Linked DNA regions of Homo sapiens: region 1 is linked to region 2. A link is an interaction called in ENCODE POLR2A ChIA-PET data of the cell type or tissue named here. Cell type or tissue: PC-3. All regions are shown on one strand. Each heading gives the region's core, and the rest is flanking DNA. Links, peaks and the distances in the headings are about the cores only. Region 1 has its middle 27 kb from the start of TCF7L1. Region 2 has its middle 24 kb from the start of KCMF1.

Evidence for each region. Peaks named below come from ENCODE experiments on the same cell type or tissue, not always from the same donor. Only the 100,000 strongest peaks of a DNase experiment are listed, where the experiment ranks them.
Region 1: POLR2A ChIA-PET joins it to region 2 with 11 read pairs; 3 of 35 experiments call an interaction of 5 or more read pairs at or near these places.

Annotation. Positions count from the first base shown.
Region 1 is chr2:85,103,840-85,109,219 of GRCh38, forward strand. No RefSeq gene overlaps it. Among named protein-coding and RNA genes, the nearest start is that of TCF7L1, 27 kb to the right of the region's middle. In PC-3, for the core only: no CTCF peak of the experiment used is centred there; a DNase peak (open chromatin) is centred at 3,142.
Region 2 is chr2:84,944,350-84,949,729 of GRCh38, forward strand. No RefSeq gene overlaps it. Among named protein-coding and RNA genes, the nearest start is that of KCMF1, 24 kb to the right of the region's middle. RefSeq lists a silencer at 1,745-1,894 and an enhancer at 2,065-2,234. In PC-3, for the core only: a CTCF peak has its summit at 2,062 (motif pointing left); DNase peaks (open chromatin) are centred at 922 and 2,212; H3K4me3 peaks cover 1,326 bases; H3K27ac peaks cover 3,303 bases.

The DNA.
Region 1 (5,380 bases), core at 64-5,063, 160 kb after region 2:
TAAATTTTAACATGGGAAAACCACAACTAGGTGAACGGACTTAGCGCTATTGAACTGTATATGTAAAAGGACTAAGATGGTAAATTTTATGTTATGTATATTTTACCAGAATTTTTTTAAAGTTTTTTTAGGCCAGATGGGATGGCTCACGCCCATAATCCCGGCATTTTCGGAGGCCAAGATGGGAACCCAGGAATTTGAGACCAGCCTGGGGAAAATAGCAGGACTCCATCTCTACGAAAAATTTGAAAATTAGCCCGGCATGGTGGTACATGCCTGTAGTCCTAGCTATTCAGGAGGCTGAGGCAGGAGGACTGCTTGAGCCCAGGAGTTCGAGGCTGCAGTGAGCTACAATTGCACCACTGCACCCCAGCCTGGGTGACACAGCAAGACCTCATCTCTGGAAAAAAAAATTTTTTTAATGGGCAAATGTTCAAAACAGACATTTCTCCAAAGAAGAAACAGAAATGGTCAATGAGCACATGAAAAGATACTCAACATTATTAGTTGTCAGGGAAATCCAAATCAAAACCACAGTGAGATACCACTTCACACCCACTAGTATGGTTATAATGAAAAAGATAGTAACAAGTGTTACTGAGGATGTGGAGAAATCAGAACCCTCATATACTGCTGGTGGTAACGCAAAATGGTACAGCTGCTTTGGAAAACAGTTTAGCACTTCCTCAAATGATTAATTATAAAGTTAACATATGATCTAGCAAATCTACTCCTAGGTGTACCCCTGGAAGAATTTAAAACATATGTCTACATAAAAACTTTTACACAAATGTTTATAGCTTCCGTATTTATAATAGCCAAAAAGTAGAAACAACTCAAATGTCTGTCAACTCACAAATCTGTAAAGAAAATGTAGAATGATATATCCAATCAATGAACTGTTTTTTGGCCATAAGAAGGAATGAAGTAATGGCACAGGCTACAACGTGAATGAACCTGAAAACGTTATGATATTTCTCATAATGATACTGTAATCATTTTATATGATTCTATTTAAGAGATTAGTGGTTTTCCTGGGCTGGGATGCATGGGGGAGAGAGGGGGTCACAGCTGAAGGGTATAGGGTTCATTTTTGAGGTGATGAAAATGTTCTAAAATAGACTCTGGTGGGCCAGGCACGGTGGCTCACGCCTGCAATCCCAGCACTTTGGGAGGCCGAGGCAGATGGATCATGAGGCCAAGGGTTCGAGACCATCCTGGCCAACATGGTGAAACCCCGTCTCTACTAAAAATACAAAAATTAGCCAGGTGTGGTGGCATGCGCCTGTAGTCCCAGCTACTCGGGAGGCTGAGGCAGGAGAATTGCTTGAACCCAGGAGGTGGAGGTTGCAGTGAGCCAAGATCGAGCCACTGCACTCCAGCCTGGTGGCAGAGCCAGACTCTGTCTGGAAAAAAAAAAAAAAAATTGACTCTGGTGATGGTTGCACATTTCTGCGAATATACTAAAAACCACTGAACTTTATACTTTCAAGCAGTGGATTGTACGGTATGTGAATTATATCCTGATAAAGCTGTTTAAAATTTTTATGAAAAGGAAAGAAATAGATTAATTTCAATAAAGGTTAAACTAAGCTTAATATTTTTCAAGAAAGTTTGGTTAAAAAGTCATTTTTAGTTTTTAGTGGGGATGAAACATGCACTATATATCACAGTTGATCAACATCTTGTGTAGTAGAAATTTGTAATAAGGCTTTGGATTTTTTTGGATAAAGTAAAATAAGGAAGACATTTTTAAAATGAAAAGGTTTCTTTACCTATACTATTGATTTGCATGGGAGTTGACATCCTTTGTGGATTGGAGGGACCACACAAAAAGTGTGTGCTAATAAGTTCAGCAAAATGCACAACTCACAGGGGAAAAAAAAAAAATTCTCGACCAGGTGCGGTGGCTCACGTCTGTAATCCTAGCATTTTGGGAGGCCAAGGTGAGTGGATCACCTGAGGTCGGGAGTTCAAGACCAGCCTGACCAACAAGGAGAAATGCCGTCTCTGCTAAAAATACAAAATTAGCTGGGCGTGGTGGCGCATGCCTGTAATCCCAGCTACTTGGGAGGCTGAGGCAGGAGAATCACTTGAACCAGGGAGGTGGAGGTTGCGGTGAGCCAAGATTGTGCCACTGCACTCCAGCTTGGGAGACAGAGCGAAACTCCATCTCAAAAAAAAAAAAAGAAAAAGAAAAGAAAAAAATTCTCTTCTCAAAATGGCATTACTGATTTATTATTGAATGATTATATCTACATCTTAATAATCACACTAATATACCATGAGCTGTAGGTATAATTTTTATGCAGGGGTTCTCTGAGACCTAAAAATCATTTCAAGAGTTGTTCTAAGCAGTACGGTGGCTCACGCTTGTAATCCCAGCACTTTGGGAGGCCGAAGTGGGAGGATCACTTGAGCCCAAGCGTTTGAGACCAGCCTATGCAGTTTAGTGAGACCTCATCTCTACAAAAAATACAAAAATTAGCTGGGCATGGTGGTGCATGCCTGCAGTCCCATCTACTCAGGAGGCTGAGGTGGGAGGATTTCTGAAGTCCAGGAGGTCCAGGCTGCAGTGAGTTCAACTGCAGTGCCACACTGAACTCCAGCCTGGGTGGCAGAGTGAGTCCCCGTCTAAGCAAAAAAAAAAAAAAGGAGTTCCCCTGGAGTGAAAAGATTGGGAAAGACTGCTCTATAGGCAACCGTTTCTGCTTTCATTATTTATGAAAATATAATTTTAATATATAATTTATATATTCATATTTCCACACTTTTCTTACCCAAAGAATGGCACACTATGCACTGTTCTGCCCCTTGCTTTTTTCCATTTAGCCATATTTTCTGGAATCCATGGAGGTAGATAGGGGTTCTTCTCATTGCTTTTTACATCTGTATAGGACTCCACTGTATAGCTGCGACATTCAACCAGTCCCCAAACACCATTTTTGTTATTTCCAGTCTTTTATTGACACAAATAGTGCTGCAATGAATTGTCTTGTTTGTATGCCATTTACTGGTTTTGCTAGTGCGTCTTGGGATAGATTCCTAGAAGTAGGATTGCTAAATCAAAGTGTAAATGCATATTCTGTTTCATTAGACATTGCCAAGTTGCCTTCCACAAAGATTATATCATCCTGCATTCCATAAGCAATGTATAACAGAGCCTGACTCCCTATATCTCAACATCAGAGTATGTTGTCAAACTTTTGGAGTTTTGCCAATCTGATAGGGGAGAAATATCTCAGGATGATTTTACTTTGCACTTCTGGCCAGGCGCAGTGGCTGGTGCCTGTAATCCCGGCACTTTGGGAGGCCGAAGCAGGCGGATCACTTGAGGTCGGGAGTTGGAGACCAGCCTGGCCAACATGGTGAAACCCGGTCTCTACTAAAAATACAAAAATAAAATAAAATAAAATAAAATAAAATAAAATAAAATAAAATTAGCCAGGCATGGTGGCACGCGCCTGTAATCCCAGCTACTTGGGAGGCTGAGGCAGGAGAATCACTTGAACCCGGGAGGCGGAGGTTGCAGTGAGCTGAGATCATGCCACTTCTCTCCAGCCTGGGTGACAGAGCCAGACTCTCTCTCAAAAAAAAAATAAAAAACTGCACTTTCCTCATCATGTAAAAGGCTGACCATCTTTGCTATTTGCCTTTCTTTTAGAGACAGGATCTCTACCGTCACCTAGGCTGGAGTGCAGTGGAGTGATTATAGCTCACTGCAACCTGGACCTTCTGGGCTCAAGCAATCCTCCAATCTCAGCCTCCCGAGTAGCTGGGACTACAGGCATGTGCCACTGCATCTGGCTAATGTTTTTATTTTTATTTTTTGTAGAGAGTGGGTCTCACTATGTTGCCCAGGCTGATCTTGAACTCCTGGCCTCAAGCTATCCTCCCATCTCAGCCCTCTCAAAGGACTGAGATTACATGAATGAGCCACTGATCCCGGCCTCTTTTTTTCACTCTCTATGTTCATATATTTTGCCCTTTCTCCTTCCTCATGATTCTAAAAATCATGAACTCTTTGTATGTTAGGAGTATTAGTGTGTTATGACTTGTCAATACCTTTTGACAGTTTGTTAATTTCTTTTAAATATTTTAGGTCTTCCTCTCTCTCTCTCCCTTCTTCTCTCATGTTTGCAAATAATATTTACATTTATATAGTAACAGTTATCAGTCTTTTCTCTATAGCTTCTGCTTTTAAAGTTATAAATGTTTTCCCACTCCCAGTTTAAAAAGACACATTCAGTTTTTCTTCTAGTATTTGTGTTTTCATTTTTCATATTTAGATCTCTTACCCATTTGCCATTTATTCTGGTATATGAGAAGAATGAAGCTGATGTTATATTTTTCCATATAGGTACACGGTTGCAGTTGTCTCAATACCGTTTATTTAAAAGTTTGGCTCGCCGGGCGCGGTGGCTCACGCCTGTAATCCCAGCACTTTGGGAGGCCGAGGCGGGTGGATTATGAGGTCAGGAGATCGAGACCATCCTGGCTAACAAGGTGAAACCCCGTCTCTACTAAAAATACAAAAAATTAGCCGGGCGCGGTGGCGGGCGCCTGTAGTCCCAGCTACTCGGGAGGCTGAGGCAGGAGAATGGCGTGAACCCGGGAAGCGGAGCTTGCAGTGAGCCGAGATTGCGCCACTGCAGTCCGCAGTCCGGCCTGGGCGACAGAACGAGACTCCGTCTCAAAAAAAAAAAAAAAAAAAAAAGTTTGGCTCTTCCCCACTGCTTCGAGATGCATCCTTTCATTGATCTGTCTATTCATATATCAACACTATACTCTTTTAATTACAGAAACTTTATAACATTTTAACGTCGTGGAGGGCTAGCCTCCCTATGTATCTCTTTCTTAAAGAATTATTACTTGTTTATTCTTTTTTTTTTTTTTTTTTTTTTTTGGACACAGGGTCTTGCTTTGTCACCCAGGCTGGAGTACAGCGGCATGATCTTGACTCACCGCAACCACTGCCTCCCAGGTTCAAACGGTCCTCCCACTTCAGCCTCCCAAGGAGCTGGGACTACAGGCATGTGCCATCCTGCCCAGCTAATTTTTGTATTTTTGTAGAGATGGGGTCTCACTGTGTTGCTCAGGCTAGTGTTTATTCTTTTTAAAAAAATCTTTATATAAAAAACTTGTAAGACTACAAAATTATCAAAACCTCATGGTAATTTCCACTGGGATTATGATTAATATATCATTTAATTTAGGGAGAACTGACATCTTTATGACAGAATCTTCCTATCCAAGAACACGGTATGTCTTTCCATTTGTTTAAGTCCACTTTTGTGTCTTCCATGTGTGTTTCATAGTTTTTACTCATATAGGTTTTGCACATTTCTTTTGGTCTACAGCAAATATTTTACTTTATTGT
Region 2 (5,380 bases), core at 95-5,094:
TCAGTCTTTGCACGCAGCTCCTATAACCCTTGGAATCCCTGGAATGATATCTTTTGTGTGCTAATAAGGTGCCTGGTGGCTGGGGGTCCCCGACATAGCTTGAGGATGGGGGCTGGTCACCAGAGAGACCAAGGCATGACAGAATTGGAACTTTCAGCTCATCCCCAGACCTCCAGGAAGGAAAAGGGGCTGGTGATTGAGTCAATCAGCATTGGTCAATGATTTCATCAATTGTGCCTGTGTAATGAAACCTCCATAAAAACCCCTAAATGATGAGATTCGGGGAGCTTCCAGTTGGTGAACACACTGAAGTGCTAGGAGGGCGGCCTGCCCAGAGGAGACATAGAAGCCCTGCGTGCCCCTCCAATACCATGCCCTATGCTTCCACCTGGCTGTCTCTGAGCATATGTCCTTGATCATAAAGTGGTAAGCCTAACGAAAGTGTTTCCGAGTTCTGTGAGCCATTCTGGCAAATTATTGAACATGAAGAGGGGGTTGTGGTAACCTAGGACTTCTATAGCTGGTTGGTTAGAAATACAGATGGTAACCTGGTACCAGCAACCGACATCTGAAATCAGGGCAGTCTTGCGGGATGGAGCTCTTTGGTGGCATTGACACTAATTCTAGGTAGATAATGTCAGAATGGAATTGATTTGTTGGATACCCAATTGGTATCTGGAGAGTTGAATAACTGGTCAGTATAAGAAAAAACTCACACATTTGGTGGCAGAAGTATTGTGAATAAAAACAGTTCAGAGCTCCCCTACTCCCAAACCAGAAAACCTGGAGTCATCTTCGATGCCACCCTCTCACCACCCACCCTCTGCACTATCCCTGCCAATCACTTGCCAAGTTACCCTGATTCCACCTCCAAATACCTCTCTCATCTCCCGTCTTCACTTTTCATTCATCATTTACTCATTCAATCACAAATATTTGCTCTTATCTTCTCTGTGCCAGGCTTTGTGATAGGCATTGGAGTCAGAAGAATGAATGAGACCTGGTAGGAAAATCACAATCTAGTGGTAAAACAAAAACCAGAACACAATCATAAAGCAATGGGATTCACACTCAGAAATGCATAGAGCTGCTGGGCGTGGTGGCTCATGCCTGTAATCCCATCACTTTGGGAGGCCGAGGTGGGCGGATCATGAGGTCAGGGGTTCGAGACCAGCCTGACCAACATGGTGAAACCCTGTCTCTACTAAAAATACAAAATTAGCTGGGCGTGGTGGCACATGCCTGTAATCCTGGCTACTCAGGAGGCTAAAGCAGGAGAATCACTTGAACCTGGGAGGCAGAGATTGCAGCAAGCCGAGATCGCACTACTGCACTCCAGCTTGGATGACACAGTGAGACTCTGTCTCAAAAAAAAAAAAAAAAAAAAGAAAAGAAAAGAAAAGAAATGCACAGAGCATCATAGAGTCCAGGGCAGGGGTCCCTGACCAAGCTCGGGAATGGTGGGGGATGGGGTGGGGACATCAGTGGAGTTTTTTGGGGTTTTTTGTTTTGCTTTGTTTGAGACAGGGTCTTGCTCCGTCACCCAGGCTGGAGTGCAGTGGTGTGATCATAGTTCACTGCAACCTTGAACTCCTGGGCTCAAGGGATCCCCCGGCCTCAGCCTCCTGAGTAGCTGGGATTACAGGCATGAGCCACCACACCCAGTCAATAGACTTTTCTTGATGTGGGTGACACCCAAGCTTTAAGTTTGAAGACTAAAGGAGAGCTGGCACACCAACAGTATACGAGGGGAGGGGAGGGGAGAGGGGAGGGGAGAGGAGGGGAGAGGGGAGGTGAGAGGGGAAGGGAGGGGAGGGAGGAGGGGAGGGGAGGGGAGGGGAGAGGACACAGCAGGCTGGTAGGGCAGCTTTGAATATGGCTCAGAGGCGAGGCGAGCAAGGTCTGAATCACTTCTGCTCCAAGTCCAGGCCCACATTACTTCTTATACGGACAAGAGGCCAGTAACTGCTCTACCCACACATTCTCCTCCCCTACCATCAGAAAAATCTCCCTAAAGCTCAAATTTGACTTCCTGTCTCCCCTGCTTGCTACCCTCTGCTGGTTCCCCTTTCTGATCTGTGGTGTCTCAGCTCCACCTCTGTTCATAAACTTCATATGGTGCCTTCAAAAGTATTTCCGTCTCTGGACCTTCATCCCTGCACTACTGTCTGCCTGGAATTTCCTGCCCTGCCTTGGTTGATGAGGTGGACTCCTATTCATACTTCAGAGTGACTCAGATGTGACTTGTTCCACAAAGTCCCCACCCACTTGCACTCACCTCCGTGGTGCACGTATTCCAGGGCCGTGAGCTTCACCTCTCTGCACGTCTCCCTCCTGCTACAGCTGTGAGGGTGCAGACCTCCTCTGCTGGCACCAGGGCCCGGCCTGCAGTGGGCCTTTGGCAAATGAGGAACTAGGGCTACCGGTAGGTGAAAATGCAGCTAATGCCCAGGAAGCTAGAAGCTGTTGGAACATTTCTGAGACCCTTTAGACCTGGAAATAGCTCTATGTTAGAGGGTTGCTGATAGAGAAGGCTGGAAGTGAGGTCCCTCTGTCCCCAGCTCGCCTCAGACCCTGGTTCCAGATACAGTTGCATGTGTTTCCAACCAAGACTCTGACCTGGCTCCTCAACCAAACCTCCCCTGCGTCCATGGATCTATCTGAACTCCCATTTATAATCGTAAGAGGCTGTGGGTTAGAGGCGCTGTGCTAATGATGGCTGTATGGTTATTATGATTGTGAAGTTGTTATATTTTACATAGAATACAAGTTTATGTACATTACGATTAAGACTAGTAAAGCTCTTTGGAACTTTAAAAACAAATCCCAGTCAGGCGTGATGGCTCACGCCTGTAATCCTAGCTCTTTGGGAGTCCAAGGCAGGAGGACTGGTTAAGCCCAATTCTCCAGGAGTTTGAGACCAGCCTGGGCAACATAGTAGGACCCCATCTCTACAAAAAAATAAAAATCAAAAAATTAGCCAGACGTGGTGGCATGCACCTTTAGTCCCAGCTACTCGGGAGGCTGAGGCAGGAGGACTGTTTGAGCCCAGGAGGTGGAACCTACGGTGAGCCATGATCTCACCACTGCACTCCAGCCTGGGCAACAGAGTGAGACCCTGTCTCAAAAAAACGAAACAAAACAAATCTCAATTCAATTACATTTAATTATTTCAAAAACCAAGCTCTCTCATTGTACAACATTCAAACAATAACGTAAGAAAAAGTGCCTATGGGTCCCAAATTGGTGTGACTCCTGTGTCCTGTCAGCCTATAGAAACACAAGTGTCTGTGTGTGTAACTTTGACCCCTTCTCCTCCCCCTCCAAAAAATGTACATGCATATATATATATATACTTTTTGTTTTGTTTTTGTTGTTTTTTGTTTTTGATATTAGTAGAGACAAGGTCTCACTATGTTGCCCAGGCTGGTCACAAACTCCTGGGCTCATGCGATCCTCTCACCTTGGCCTCACAAAGTACCGGGGTTATAGGCGTGAGCCACCATGCTCAGCCTATACATTCTTATTCTTTTTTTTCTTTCTTTTTTTTTTTTTTTTTGAGACAGAGTCTTGCTCTGTCACCCAGGCTGGAGATCAGGCCATTGCCTGATCTCGGCTCACTGCAACCTCCACCTCCTGGGTTCAAGCGATTCTCCTGCCTCGGCCTCTCGAGTAGCTGGGATTACAGGCATGTACCACCACACCAAGCTAATTTTGTATTTTTAGTAGAGACGGGGTTTCACCATGTTGGTCAGGCTGGTCTTGAACTCCTGACCTCAGGTGATCCACCCACCTCAGCCTCCCAAAGTGTTAGGGTTACAGGCGTGAGCCACCATGCCCAGCTATATATATATTTTTTGTTTGGTTGGTTTTGTTTTGTTTTGTTTTTTGAGGCAGAGTCTCGCTCTGTCACCCAGGCTGAAGTGAAGTGGCACGATCTCGGCTCACTGCAACCTCCGCCTCCCAGGTTCAAGCGATTCTCCTGCCTCAGCCTCTCGAGTAGCTGGGATTACAGAAGCGCACCACCACGGCTGGCTAATTTTTTGGTATTTTTTAGTAGAGACAGGTTTTCACCATGTTGGTCAGGCTGGTCTTGAACCCCTGACCTCAAGTGATCCGCCCGCTTCAGCCTCCCAAAGTGCTGGGATTACAGGCGTGAGCCACCACACCTGGCCTTATATTCTTTTTAAAAAAAAAAAAAAACAAAACAAAAACAAAAAGAAAAAAAACACCTGATGGGGTCAGGTGTGATGGCTCACACCTGTAATCCCAGCACTTTGGGAGGCCGAGGTGGGCGGATCACTTGAGGTTAGGAGTTAGAGACCAGCCTGGCCAACATATAGTGAAACCCCATCTCTACTAAAAATACAAAAATTAGCTGGGTGTAGTGGCGCACGCCTGTAATCCCAGCTACTCAGGAGGCTGTCTGGAAAATCACTTGAACCTGGGAGGCGGAGGTTGCAGTGAGCTGAGATCACGCCATTGCACTCCAGCCTGGGCAACAAGAGCGAGACTCCATCTCAACAAAACAAAACAAAAAAACAACTTGATGGATATCTTTGTCAGTACATATAATTCTATTTGGTTCTTTTTAATGGTCACATAGTAAGACTTATTATATTAGGGTCAGCAAAGTATGGCCTCTAGACCAAATATGGCCCAGCACCTAAAAGAAGTTGTATGGGAACATAGCCATGCCTATTCCTTTCCATAGAGTCTCAGCCTGCTTTTGCACTATAGTAGCAGAATTGAAAGGTTGCATCAGAGACTGTGGCCTACAATGCCCGGAGAGTTTACTATCTAGCTCGTTACAGAAAAAGTATGCCAACCTGTGCAATATATGGCTGTATCATGCTTTATTTAGCCAGTCCCTGTTAATAACATTTAAATTGTTTCCATTTGTTCAGCATTAGCAAACAATCTCAAAATTAACACTTTCGTTTTCAACATTTACATAAGTTGGTTGGGCGCCGGTGGCTCACGCCTGTAATCCCAGCACTTTGGGAAGCTGAGGCGGGCAGATCACGAGGTCAAGAGATCAAGACCATCCTGGCCAACATTGTGAAACCCCATCTCTACTAAAAATACAAAAATTAGCTGGCCCTGGTGGTGCGCGCCTGTAATCCAAGCTACTCGGGTGGCTGAGGCAGGAGAATCGCTTGAACCTGGGAGGCAGAGGTTGCAGTGAGCCGAGATCACGCCACTGCACTCCAGCCTGGGTGACAGTGCGAGACTCTGTCTCAAAAAAAAAAAAAAAGAAAAAAAAACATTTACATCAGTTGATGGCCACCACGGCTATCAGTGAGTGAGAACATTAGTAAGTGTGAACCCAATGTATCCGTACAGAAATGTTTCCTTTAAGAGTGGACCCTCACATTAA